Regions from separate parts of the Homo sapiens genome. Here region 1 is linked to region 2. A link is a contact called in ENCODE Hi-C or POLR2A ChIA-PET data. All regions are on one chromosome and are shown on one strand. Each heading gives the region's core, a stretch centred on a gene start or an enhancer-like site at or near the end of the contact. The rest is flanking DNA. Distances are from core to core; before and after follow the strand shown.

Region 1 (6,709 bases), core at 3,659-6,158, 3.3 Mb after region 2:
AAATGTACAAAGCTTAGCACCTAGTTAAGATAACATAGCTTATGCACAGATTACTGATAAGAAATGAATGTCCTTGTTAGCTTCAGTAAACCATGAGTATTGGGCTTGCTGTTTTAATTTTGCAGGTATAGCCTTTTTAAAAGGAAAGACAAGAGTGTCATAAGTGAACTGTGTTTCCATAGATGTTCTAAAGACCAGCCAACTGAAGACTACAAAGTCGATCCAAAAGCCAGGTCAACCTAATTAGTTTTCAGATTAATTCCATTTTCTTTTTTTTTTTTTTTTTTGAGACGGAATTTTGCTCTTGGCGTCCAGGCTGGAGTGCAATGGCAGGATCTCGGCTGTGCAACCTCCACCTCCAGGCTTCAAGCGATTCTCCTGCCTCAGCCTCCTGAGCACCCGAGATTACAGGTGCCCGCCACCAGGCCTGGCTAATTTTTGTATTTTTAGTAGAGATGGGGTTTCACCACATTGGCCAGGCTGGTCTTGCACTCCTGACCTCAGGTGATCCACCTGCCTCAGCCTCCCAAAGTGCTGGGATTACAGGTGTGAGCCACCACGCCCAGTTTTTTTTTTTTTTTTTTTTTTTTTTAATGAGACGGAGTCTTGCTTTGTCACCCAGGCTGGAGTGCAGTGGCACGACCTTGGCTCACTGCAACCTCTGCCTCCCAGATTCAAGCGATTCTCCTACCTCAGCCTCCCACGTAGCTGGGATTATAGGCACCTGCCACCACACCCAGTTAATTTTTGTATGTTTGTAGAGACGGGGTTTCATTGTGTTGGCCAGGCTGGTCTCGAACTCCTGACCTCATGATCCACCTGCGTTGGCCTCCCAAAGTGCTGGGATTACAAGCGTGAACCACCACGCACAGTCCCATTTTCTATTAATATCTTTAATGGACTCTGCATCAACTTGGGAGATAAGTTACTTGTAAATTTTTAGCAGGGCATGGTGGCTCACTCTCAGAGGCTGAGACAGGAGGACTGCTTGAGGCCAGGAGTTCAAGACTAGCCTGAGCAATATAGCAAGAACCCATCTTTACAAAAAATTAAAAATTAGCCAGGCGTGGTGGCATGCGCCTGTAATCCCAGCTACTTGGGAGACTGAGGCAAGTGGATTGCTTGAGCCCAGGAGTTCGAAGCTGCAGTGAGCCATGACTGCACCAGTGCACTCCAGCCTGGGCAACAGAGAAAAACCCTGTCTCAAAAAAATAAATAAATAAACAAAAATAAATAAATTTTTAGATTTTTCCACTACTAAGGAACTCTCAAATGTACACAATCTCCCTATGTTGGCAAGAATGAGCTTGCTAACTCTGGACTTGAATCTATATTTATAATTCATAGGAAAAGTCATGACAGAATTAACTACATTAAAAAAAAATGTTAGACAATGCATTTAGTCGCCAAGGACCTCACCTCACCTCAGTTTTATATTTTCTTTCTCATCAAAAACAAAAACACATGCATTTATACTGTATCAATGTATTTTAATAAACAGAGATTCTTTTTGTTGGTAAAGTATTAATACTTTTTTAAACAAACTGACATCAAACATCCATTTCAATAATAACAACAATAGCACATAGGCAGGTCTGGTAGAATCTGCCTACCTGATTTCAGATCCAGGCTCTATTACTTTCTAGCTGCATGATCTTGGGCAATTTACCTCTCTGAGCCTTTCCCATTTGTAAAACGGATATAATAATTAATAGTACCTCATAGAGAGGAGTAAATACAATTATATATATATATATATATATATATATATATATATACATTTCTCATTTGTAAAATGGGCATAGTAGGTAAAATTATTTCATAGAGTAGAAGGGAGGAATAAATACAATAATGTCTATGTATTTCTTAGAACAGTGTATGGCATTAAGTAAGCACAGAGTACGTATTTATATACTTGTGAACACATCCTATTATCTCAAAATGTGGTTCAACTCAGATACCCCTGCAAGGGTGAAAGCATGCTTGATTGACACGGAAGTTGACCTGCAACCATAAACTGGTATTAGCATTAACATTAAAACTACAGAACTGGCAAAGGTCTCAAAGTTTATCTAGGTCAAACCTCATTATTGAATAGGTTGGGGTATGGAGGGACAAGGATGGAAGATAATCTGTCCAAAGTCACATTCCTAACTGGGGATAGAATCAACATTTGAATCTAGGCTTTTTCCTATCTTTTACAGAACTCAAAATGCTTTCTGATGATCGGTTAATTTATCTTTCTACCATCTTTAGACTGGTGATTTATCATTACTATGCTAATCGGATCTGCCTACACATACCTTTATAATCTAAAACAAATATATACATAATTGGCCCCTTAAAAATGCTTTGTGATTATTATTCCTGGATTGATTTTATTCTACTACTAAAATAAAAGTTTCTTAGGGGCAGAAACTGTGCCTTATTCCTATCTGGATTAGCTGAAGCCAAGTACTATTAGTTCATTACTATTACTTCCCACAACGGTGAGGAATGGGCTAAAACAAACTAACAAACAAAAACAAGGCTCCTGATTACTACTTCTAGATTAATAGTAAACTCTAAGAGGCCTAGAAACTCAGAAGGCAGATTATCAGATACTCCTACTTCTATTAGGCTTGAATATCCTTCATGAAATCAAGCAAATCATGTGTTTAAATCAAGAGACTTGGAACTTAAGCAAGTATACTTACAGTAATATATGGCTATAAAAGAGGAAGTGAAAAGTAGCTGCAGTATTCACTGTCATATGTTCTACTTCCTTAGAGAAAACCAAAAAAGGAATAGCTAAATCAGAGAATTGTGGTGAAACTTTCTGTATTCTCAGTGTTAAATTTGATTTGGTTTTCCTGATAACTGTGGGGAACAAAAATAAACTATAACTTTCCTCAGTATGTCTTTTACCATCAAATTAGCTGTTGTCTATGTCTAGGAGCACAGTCACATGCCTAGAATTCAAGTGTCTCAGATCCTTGAGAAGCCTGCTCAGGAAAAAAGAATAGTTGAGCCACCAAGAATTTATCTCTGGCCAGGAATCTGGAAAAGAGCACATGGCTGTCATTACCTATCCCATAATTTTCAGTCAGCTTGGACTGATTGTTGCATGAAAATTGGGAGCCCTAACATTACAGACTTCTCCCAAATACTTTCACATAGTGAAGAATGCGAATTTAAAGTGGAATAGGGAAAAAAGGAACAAAAGCACAGCTTAACTGTAAAATAACTGAGAAACGGAAAGAACTCAAAGTGGAACTAAGTGAATGCAGGCCATCTAAAGACGGGGTAGGAAGGGAACAGAGTGGTGAGAGTGAAAAAGACTAAAAGGTAGGTAATATAGAGCTAGTCAGTGTAAATCAAAAATTCCTACTTAAGGACAAAAGAAGGCCAGTGTCATTTTATGGTCATTCATCTATTAACTCATTTGTTTATGTATTGTCTATGACTACTCTCACCCTACAAGGCAGAACTGAGTATTTGTGGTTGCAATAGAAACCACATGGCCCAACAGATCTGGAAGCAACTTAAGGGCAGGCACAGCAGTTTAATCATTTTTGTAACCTCTTAGCATTTAGCAGAATAAGGGGCATATGTGGTGCATTTGTCATTTTTCCAGTACATTCTTCAGCACGCACAAAATTTGTTAAGCATATGTTCAAAGAAAAGCTCTGCAATGATCAGAGCTTGGTAGCTCACAAGTTTGGAGGAAGTCAAGCTGTCCACTGGCACAACACAATGGAAAAGGCTAAACTGACTACTAAAAGAGACAAAACCCTTCCTCTCTTTAAAGATTTCTATTCCAGGCTGGTATATATTAATATAATGCTTGGGGAAACTGGAGAATGACAGAAGTCTGTTACGTTGGTTTTAAGCTTTAAGCTTTACAAAGTGCAATTTCGCAGCTATTATTCATTCAACAGCCACTTCCTGAGCACTCACTATGTGCTAGGTACCATGCTGCATGCTAGACAGAAATGAACACCATAAGCAGTCCCTGTCCGGTGAGGACTCATAATCTAATAGGTGCGGGGTATAAGAATAGAGGCAAACACACCTAGCTGCAGGAATAAGGAAGAGAAAGCAATTCATTCTGCCTGAGGTTGCAGAAGGAAAAGCATCCAAAACGTGACATCCGAGCTGGGCCTTGAAGAATGCTAGAGCTGACCCACCAAGGCCTGGTTCTAAAGTGTCTTCGCCTTCTCCATGGAGAAAAGAAGTCTCACATCAGCCCCAGCTGACTCCTATAAAAATTCTGAGGCAGGAAGTCTCATCAGCAATCATTCCCATTTCACCGGAGAAATTGTGACCCAGAATGCAAAAGGCAAACCCAGGGCTATCTTCCCGCCAAGAGAGATGCCGGGTCCCGAACCTCAGATCGGCAGGGTCAGCACAGTTGCAAGTTCTGCCCAGATTCTGAGAGGTGTAGAGCACCGGAATGTGGCAAGGGTCTCCCCCCGGAAGTTGGGAAAAGGCCTGAGAAGAGATCGACCCCCCTCCAACAATCCGCCGGTATCTCTCAGCCACGCCCTCCAGCGCATACTTCTCAGTCACTCACCCGCCGCTCGGCGAGAGGAAATCGGTGTCGTCCTCGTCCCCCGCACCGAACATTGCGTTGGCTTTCACCGGGTTGCGGGGAGGAAGCTGGGTATTCCCAGAGTCCCAGGGCCTGTCACCGCCGACGTCGTAAAATGCCGCGGCGGCGTGCTGCTTTCCGGCAGGGCGAACTCCAGCACGGTCTCTGGACCGAAAGTAGACTGGGCTCTGGAGAAGGTGGGGCAAAGGCAAATGAGAGGCTCGCGCGGGCACGAGCGCCGAGTGACGTCAGGCCTCTCCAGCCCGCAGCGGGGCGGAGCTTCACAGCCCCTTGCAGGGATTGGTCGGTAATGCTAGGGGGCGGGAGGGGGCGGGAAATCCTCGGCCTCGGTGGCGGTGGTGGACACGTCGAGCCGGGTAGAAGTGGAGGGGCCGTTCGAAGAGTCGTGAGGGGGTGACGGGTTAAGATTCGGAGAGAGAGGTGCTAGTGGCTGGACTTGACCTGGAAAGGTAAGGCTTCTCTCGGCCCCTCTTTCGCACCCCTGTGCATGGGTACCGTCCTTTTCCCAGCGGGACAAGGACCTTCCTCGCCGCTTTCCTCAGCTCCGCGGAAGGAGAAAGAGCTCGGGACTGGAGGGTTAAAGACTGGGGCTTCGGCCCGGCCCCTGCAGTGGCATAGCCAGAGTGACCTTGGGCCGGGGTGCTCGGTGCCTCAGTTTCCCCGTGTATGCAACCGGCCATTTGTCCAGTTCTTCCATGTGCCTGCTGGTCCAGAAGATTTTAGAGCTCAGAGGCCATGGATTTCAATCCCGGCCTCCTCGTAATCTCAGAATTTACAGATAGGGAGACGAAGGAACTAAGCACCCGGGTGACTAGTCCGAGGTCACAAAGAGTAAAGGGCAGACTGAGACTGGATTCCTCGTCCTTTGATTCAGGACATAGTGAGCTAGTGGGTGAACAAGAACCTTATCAGCCCTTAAGCACTGTGTGCCCTTACAGAGTGACTATTGAAAGACTGTAGCATACACCTCGAGGAAAGTCCCCTTTCTAGAGTCCACCTGTATTCTACGCGGATGAGGTGCAGAAGAGCTAAGATATTCTGGCGGTGGGTGATGGAAAGGAGGATACTTTGGAGGCAGACACATCCCCACCCCAACTTTGGCGTGGGTTTCCCTGGGTCTTCCTGCGACAGCCCTAAATCAACATCAATTGTGGCGGACTCCTCTGCCTCCAGTTTCCACCCTATCTGTATCTTACATAAGTATTTCTTTGGTTAACCTGGTATCATTCTCGAAACAATCCTGGGGTAGTCCTGGCTTAGACAAGGTGTGGCTAAGGAGATAGTGTCCCAGCGTAGCGTCCACAGACTCACTGGAGTTCTTGGGCTTCCCCTCACAGTCAGGTTGGTACTACAGGTGTCCCTTACGTGAATGTTTCAATCTGTCAGTATGAAATTGAAATGAAATGATTGGTAGCTCCCTCCCAGAGAACTTTGCACCTCCTGGCAAAGATGTTAAAGCAGCGAAGGCTCACAGTTGGAATGATGCAACTGGAATCTAAGCACTAGAACCGGAACTGGAACTAGAATCTAAGGACTAGCACTAGAACTGTTGCAGTAGCTCTGTTTAGTGTGTGAACTTGGCTACCTCTTGGAGGTGTTGGGGGAGTAACTGGATTAAGTACCATGGCACTTTCTAATCCCTCTCCCCAACACCGGTCACTGTGATTGCAGCACTGAAACATCTAAATGTTTAACAGAAAGAGCTTGCTAGCCCCTGGCTTACATTATCTATGGTATTTTTAACATGGAATGAATACTTAAAGTCACTTGCAAAGCAGTCTCACTGCAGAATCTTTCTAGGTGTTTATGACATGTCCTTCCAGCCTTTTCTTTAAAAAAAAAAAATGGCCAAGGGAATATTTGAACTCTTATCTTGTATTCTTGGGTGGAGCTGATTTTATCCTGGATGTTTAAGTAGCTTTTGTAGGTACTCAGGAATCCTAAAATCAATAGCCTTTTTGGTGATTGGAACATCACGAACATGCATACGCAGATTATCACTGTAGAAACACAGCTGCTGATTCTCATTAGCAGTATGAGGAGGAGGAAGATGATGGTGAGTCTTGCCAGGCTTTGAACTGCAGGACTGGGTGCACCTAAAAAAAAAAAAAAAGA
Region 2 (6,795 bases), core at 346-2,845:
CAGTGTCGGCAGAAAGATCAATCTGGGGCATCGTAGAAAATGGATTGAATGGTGCCATACCAGAGGTTCAAGGCAGCCAGGGCAGTGTTGCACAAGTCCTAGACTAAACTAGGATGGTGGCTGTGCAAAAGAAAAGGGAGAGATGGAGACTAATTTCAGAAGAGCCTTGATAGACTTAAGATATCAAGGAAGAGGTGGCAAAGTGTTAAATGTTTAGCAGAATAGCTCAACCCTGGAGCCAGGTACCCTGCATTTAGTACTGCTAATGTTCTAATACCAGTACTGCTGCTTATGAGCTTGTGTGACCTTGAGTGAATGACTTAATCTTTCTGTCCTGTTTCTTCCTCTATCACATAACAATGAATGACAAAGTAGTGCCTCTCTCACAAGGCTGTCATGAAGGTTAAAGGAGTCAATATTTGTAAAGATCTTACAATAGTATTCAGCACAGAATATATGCTTGCTATTTTTTATCTTTTAAATCTGGATGGTTGGTACGTTGGTGTCTGTTACGTTATTTTTTGGTGTTTGAATATTTTAAAGCATGACCTTAAAATAATGTACTTTCAAAACAGTCTTGCTAAGCAGTGCTTCTTAAAGCTTAACATGCATGTGAAATGTTTGGCAGTCTTGTGAAAATGCAGGTTCTGGTTCAGTAGGTCTCAGGCGGTACTCAATGGTCTGTGTTTGTAGCAAGCTCCCAGGTGGTCTGGTGCCGCGGGTCTGCCGGCCACTCCTTGAGTAGCAAAGTTGTTAAGGAACGGAGTTCCATCACGGTGTTTCTAGGATTGTTCTGGTTGTCTTTTGCCACATAACAAATCATCCAAACCTAGAAGCTAAAACGAAAATGATTTATGTTCTATGCTGTTGTTGTTATTATTATCTCTTGCAGTTCAGCTATGTAGTTCTTGGGATCTGTCACAAGCTGGTGGTTAGATGTAGCTGGGGCAAGAGTCAAGAGTCATCCTGAAGGCTTCCTCCCCCTCGTGTCCGGTGGTAGATGCTGGCTGGCTGTTGGGACCTCAGCTGGGGCTGTCAGCGAGAACATCTCCCCAGGGCATCTCCATGTGGCAAGGGGCTCTTCACAGCTCAGCAGCTGTATCTCAAGACAGAGAACCAGGCAGAAGATGTATTACCTTTTCTTGCCCAGCCTCCAAGTCTCACAGCATCGCTTCTGCCACCTTCTATGTATTAGAAGCAAGGCACTAAGGCCAGCCCATATGCAAGGGTAGCGCAGTGAGACTCCGTGTCTTTTTTTTTTTTTTTTGAGACAGAGTTTCATTCTGTTGCCCAGGCTAGAGTGCAGTGGCACGATCTTGGCTCACTGCAACCTCCACTTGCTGGGTTCAAGTGATTCTTGTGCCTCAGACTCCCGAGTAGCTGTGACTACAGGCAGGCGCCACCACACCCAGCTAATTTTTGTATTTTTAGTGGAGATGGGATTTCACCATATTGGCCACGCTGGTCTCAAACTCCTGAATTCAGGTGATCTGCCCGCCTTGGCCTCCCAAAGTGTTGGGGTTACAGGCGTGAGCCACCGCACTTGGCTGAGACTCCATGTCTTGAAGGGAGAAGTGTCAAAGAATTTTTAGACATGTCTCAAAACCACCACAATGGCCTGCTTAAGGAAGCTCTGGGAGGAACAGAAAGTGGTGGATGAGTCAACCAGGGAAAGTTGACTTTGTTGTGTTTAAATTTGTGGGTTTGGGGTACCATGAAGACCACTTGAAGTTATTCTCCAACAGGCAGGATGGTGTGTGAGTATCTGAGTATCTATCTCTCACACCAGATCATAAGCTTCTTGAAAGCAAGGACTTGGTCTTTTTCTCTGCAATAGTTCTGGTGTCTACCACAGTGCTTGGCACACAAAAGTGACCCAAACAATGTTTGTTTGATGAGGGAATGAATAAATGAATGAATGAATGAATGGTAAAGGATTTAGGACTGAGGCTGTGTGGTCTGAAGAAGAAAGGATACTGGAATTCTGGAAATCTCTCCCAGAACAGTCCTCTCTGGCACTTCTCCCAGGGAGAGGGACTCCTGCATTTGCTCAGAGGCCACCATGGCCCTGGGGGTCTGGCCTGCCTGCTTTGCAACTTGAGGCCCTCGCGTACCCCATAGGCTGTGGAAGGCCTGGATCTGCTGGGAAACCTCCTTCTTCCACTAAATGGAAACTGGAATTCCAGGAGAAAGCAAAAATCAACAAGAGCTATTTTGATTATAATGATATCTCATTTCTAAGCAGCTCTCTCTATTTCCTGTTTATAGCCCAAACTGAGAGCAGAAGCGACTAGATCTCTCAGTGAAAGGTTTTCTCCGAAGACGTCTAGCTATATCATCAACAGGAAACAGTACTCTCCCAAGACAAAAGTCCCTGTCTCTGGCCACTCTGTTGGGTTTCATTGCACCCTACAAAGGGAGGTGGGAAACCTGGGTTTCTGAAAGAGGCCCTGATTTTGTGTTAGCCTTCAGCATCTACCACTTGTACCCAGCTCCCAGTCCCCCAAATTTCTGGGGACTCCATGTGAAATCAATGCACAGGAATTGTGGGGGGAAGCCCTAAGGAGTCCAGCCGCGATTTTCAGCGCGATTTTCAGGGCAGCTACATTTCACTTCAAAACTCCCAGTAAGTCTGCCACTAAGACCCCTGGAAAGGCTGGCTATGTCAGCCCTCTGTCTTCATTAGAAGAATCTCAGGATTTCTTCCAGTGACAGAACATGATCCTCAGATTCCAGGGAGTGACCCCAGACCCAGTTCCTCTCCGGGCTATAAAACTGTGGAGTGTGACACAGACAGAGAGACTGTGGTAATTTAGAGACTAAGAAAAAAACTGACTAGAAAGCAACTGAACAGAACAGCTGCAGGAATGTAAAATGCAAGACCCTCTGATCTGACAGTCTTTTCCTGCACCTCTACAAATGTGCGTGCACACACACACACACACACACACACGACTCCCAGAAAGGACCCTCTGAAGACAGGACATTTCAGCTGACATCTGAAAGATGAGGAAGGCAGCCATGCCAAGAGTATTCCAGAAAGAAGGAACAGGGTTTGCAAAAGCTCAGCAGCTCCACAGCTGCTGGTCTGGGCCAAATAGGACAGACAGCCTGTGGCTCTCCCCACACCTTGTGCTTCCTCACTCAGCCACTGTGAGTCTCCTCTCGCCTGAAACAGTCTCCCGCTCTGTCCTAACCTTCCAGCATCTTTCTCATTCACTCTGTCTCCTGAATATCACCCACAAAGGGTAGCAGTATCAGTCTTGGTCCACACACTTATGCAAGAAGTGCCACTTTGTTTTCTTTAAATCAAGTGATATCAGACTCTGTACCCCAAGGCTGCTGGTCTGGCAGGCAGTTCAAACTCAGTCGTTCACGGGGCTCTCTCCCACCCAAGGTCATGCAAAGGTGACATGCTCATCTTGGGGAAGGCCCATCATCACTGGTTCTCACTGGATTTATCCTTGGGTGTGCATTGTCCTGGTTTTCAGAGCCCCTTCAGGGCTGAAGTCTGTGTGGCTTCTGAGCCAAGCTTGGAGACAGGAGCCTTGGCAGAGGCTGGGAGCCTGGAATCAGCATCCAGCTTCCCTGCTTACACCACAGTGTAGCACTCCCACATCCTCACCCCACCCCACCCCAAGTGCAGCCTACAGCCCCTCCCCTCTACTGCTTCTGGGAGAAAGTGCACCCCTCCCCGAACCCCACCAGGATGCCTAGCTTCATCTCTTTAGTGAACTTTTGGCTTTTGCAAAAGACCTGAAGGCCCATTGACCAAAAGTAGCCTCTGCCCAGGCAAGGGAGCACAAAACCCACTCATCTTCTAGAAATGGACTGGAGAGTGCAACACAGGAAGTGCCCACACAGATGTTTCCTAGACCTTGCCTTTAGGGTCCCTCTGTTCTCAGGGATGCAGTCTATCCAGCCCTGGGAACTTGAACTCCCTGAGAACAATGTCCCTCTCTATCTATGGTAAAGGATTAGGTTTTGTTTTTTTTCTTTTAAGCTTCCAGTTCATCTCAGAACAGTACTTTTGTAAAGTACAATGAAAGTGAATGATGAGAAAAGTAAAATTTTTGAAAGACACACAGAATACAGGTACTGATTTTTTATTATTAGATTCAATAAATTGTTATTAAGGGTTCTAAACATATTCTTTCCATTTCTGCACTCACTTGGTCACCGATCAGTAACCAACTGTGGAGGGACACGGATTGGTGGGCCACTCACTTTGAGGAGCGCTGCCTTAGAGCACTCAGGAGGGAGCAGTGAGTCCTTCTTCACCTCTAGAAATGTGGAGCTTAGTGAACTGTAGAATCTTCAAGGGGTTAGGGTAGAAGCTGGAAACAAGGACAGCCTTTACCTAGTGAGCCAAGAAACTAAAATCCAGCCTCCTCTTACAACTACTTACAATGCAAAAAGAATTACAGTGTAGGACTATGGAGCCTGCCTCTGGGGCAGGCTGCCTGGTGATACATTCAGCACTGCCACTTACTGCCTTGACCCAGGATGAGTTAATAGCTCACAGCCTCAGTTTACTCATCTGTCCAATTAGGATAGTAGTACTATCTCATAGGGTTTTTGTAAAGACTGAAGTTAATAAGTGCATAATCACATAGAGTTGCTCTTGGAAAATAGTAAGTGCCTGTGAATATTAAAAATTTCCTGGCCAGGTGCCGGGGCTCATGCCTGTAATCCCAGCACTTTGGGAGGCCAAGGCAGAAGAATTACTTGAGCCTAGGAGTTTTGAGACCAGCCTGGGCAACATAGGGAGACCCTGTGTCTACAAAAAAAATTTAAAAAATTATCTGGGCATGGTGGCATACACCTGTAGTCCCAGCTACTCAGGTGGATGAGGTGGGAGGATTGCTCAAGCCCAGGAGGCCGATCACACCACTACACTGCAGCCTGGGCAACAGAGCAAGACCCTGTCTCAAATAAAATAAAATAAAAGTTTCCTTAGAAAGAAAGCTTCAGGAGGTTAGGGATCTTTATTTCCTGATGTTTCCCAAATGCCTAGAACCATGCCTGGCACATAGCAGTGCTCAGTAAATATCAGTGAATGAATCCATCTCCTTATCCAATGCTGAACTTCAGGCTTCCATGTTTATCCCACTCTTAGTCCCTTTTTTTTTTTTTTTTTTTTTTTTTTTTTTTACAGAGAAAAGGGGTCTGTTTGCTCTTTGTGTTCTTTGTGTTCATAGTGTTTCCAAGCCCCAGGCCATTCAGAGCTTTTGTCTCCAGTGCCCCACACATTCAAGAAAGACTTGAATTGCCTCTCAGGTCTGAACCTGTTTTGTGCAGGGTGTCCAAGCTGGAGTGCAATGGACCGGTCTTGACTCACTGCAACCTCCCACTCCCGGCTTCAAGCGATTCTCCTGTCTCAGCCTCCCAAGTAGCTGAGATTACAGACGTTCGCCACCAAGCCTGGCTAATTTTTGTATTTTCAGTAGAGATAGGGTTTCACCATGTTGGTCAGGCTGATCTCGAACTCCTTACCTCAGGCAATCCGACTGCCTCAGCCTCCCAGAGTGCTGGGATTACAGGCGTGAGCCACCGCGCCCAGCCAAGATACATTGTTGCAGAGTGTAAAACCAGATCTTGTTGACCTGGCATTTAGACCTTCCAAAATCTGATTTCCACCTGTGTTTCTAGGCATGTGACCCACTGCACACTACACAGCCCCCACAGGGACCATTTCTCCTACCCTGAGCAAGCCATTCCTCCAAGACACACTTCTTTGCAACTCCTGCCCGTTGAAAGATTACTCATTCTACCAAGCCAGGCTTAAATGCTGCCTACTCTCTGAAGCTGTCTCTGATATTCCACCAGAGTTCGTCTCTCATCTGCACATCTACTAATTCTCTGTTCTCAACTCCTGTTCAGAAGACCTTGTAATCAAGTTCATTGTTTGCACATCTGTCCCTTTACTAAGGTGGAACTCCTTAAGGACAAGGGACCATATCTTCAGCAGCTCTGAATAGCATTGGTGCTTCATGCAGGGCCTTGCCTATAAATACAACTTCAACAGGTGGGAGTTGTTGGTGGGTTCCCACCTGCAAGCATAAGTCAGCAGGCTTCACAGTGAGTGGCCTAACATAGGTGTGGATCAGAAGGAAATGAAAGCTTCATTCTAGCTTCCCCAATACTACTTGTCTCTTACCATTCCGTTGTCTTGAGTATTCTTTGGGGAACCTGCTGATATAGGAGGAACAGTGGCTTCAATCTGAAGGACTGTGCCAGCTTAGGGTGAGTATGACTCAGTCTGGAAGCAGAAGCAGAAGGGAATATGGTTTTGTGGATGAACGTGGGAGACAGCATGGCATGAGGTTAGTGCTCTGAGGTCTGGTGCATCTGGCTTCCTGTCTAGGCTCTGCTGCTGACTGGCTGGATGACCTTTAGCGTATTCTTCATGCTTTGATGCCTGTTTCCCCATCAGTATACTATAGACAATGTTGGGACCTCCCCTAACCCCTGCCACTAGGGGCATAATGAAGAGGAAGCCAAGGGGTGTGCATATGACCCCACCACCAGTCTGCAGGGAATGCCACAAAGATGCTAGCCTTTGCAAATTCTGGTGCAGTGTTACGAGGAGACAAAGTTCACAAACATTACCTTGCCCCTGGGTACCACGTGACTTTTGTCTCCCTATATCTCCTGCACAATTGCAAGGATTAAACATGCTAATATGTATAACGGACTTAGCACCCTGCTCTCCAATAATGGCTTAATAATGCTCTGGTTTCTCTTCAGATCATATAAATCTTTCACCTTTTACCAATAATGGCTTAATACACC

The links. A loop is a pair of places that touch in the nucleus more often than their neighbours do. ChIA-PET counts read pairs that join two places held with the same protein, here RNA polymerase II (POLR2A). Pooled maps may share reads with other maps.
Region 1: a pooled map shows a loop between it and region 2 (5-fold over the local background). The contact joins the promoter of SLC31A1 here to the enhancer-like site in region 2. A Hi-C loop is called at or near these places in 3 of 50 pooled maps. POLR2A ChIA-PET finds 5 or more read pairs at or near these places in 2 of 52 experiments (HCT116 and activated T-cell).

What each region holds. Positions count from the first base shown.
Region 1 is chr9:113,216,636-113,223,344 of GRCh38, forward strand. It overlaps SLC31A1 (solute carrier family 31 member 1), which reads left to right and starts at 4,909. Exons shown (of 5, transcript NM_001859.4): 1 at 4,909-5,043. It overlaps FKBP15 (FKBP prolyl isomerase family member 15), which reads right to left and starts at 4,642. Exons shown (of 28, transcript NM_015258.2): 1 at 4,556-4,642. The coding sequence starts at 4,608. RefSeq lists enhancers at 4,441-4,570, 4,681-4,790, 5,631-5,820.
Region 2 is chr9:109,966,161-109,972,955 of GRCh38, forward strand. The region is part of intron 6 of PALM2AKAP2 (PALM2 and AKAP2 fusion); the gene reads left to right. Among named protein-coding and RNA genes, the nearest start is that of PALM2AKAP2, 190 kb to the left of the region's middle. RefSeq lists enhancers at 638-737, 1,418-1,467, 1,478-1,597, 1,988-2,057, 6,112-6,321. Within about 2 kb of position 1,596, at least 9 of the 41 ENCODE cell types and tissues checked have a DNase peak (open chromatin) inside an H3K27ac peak, as active enhancers do.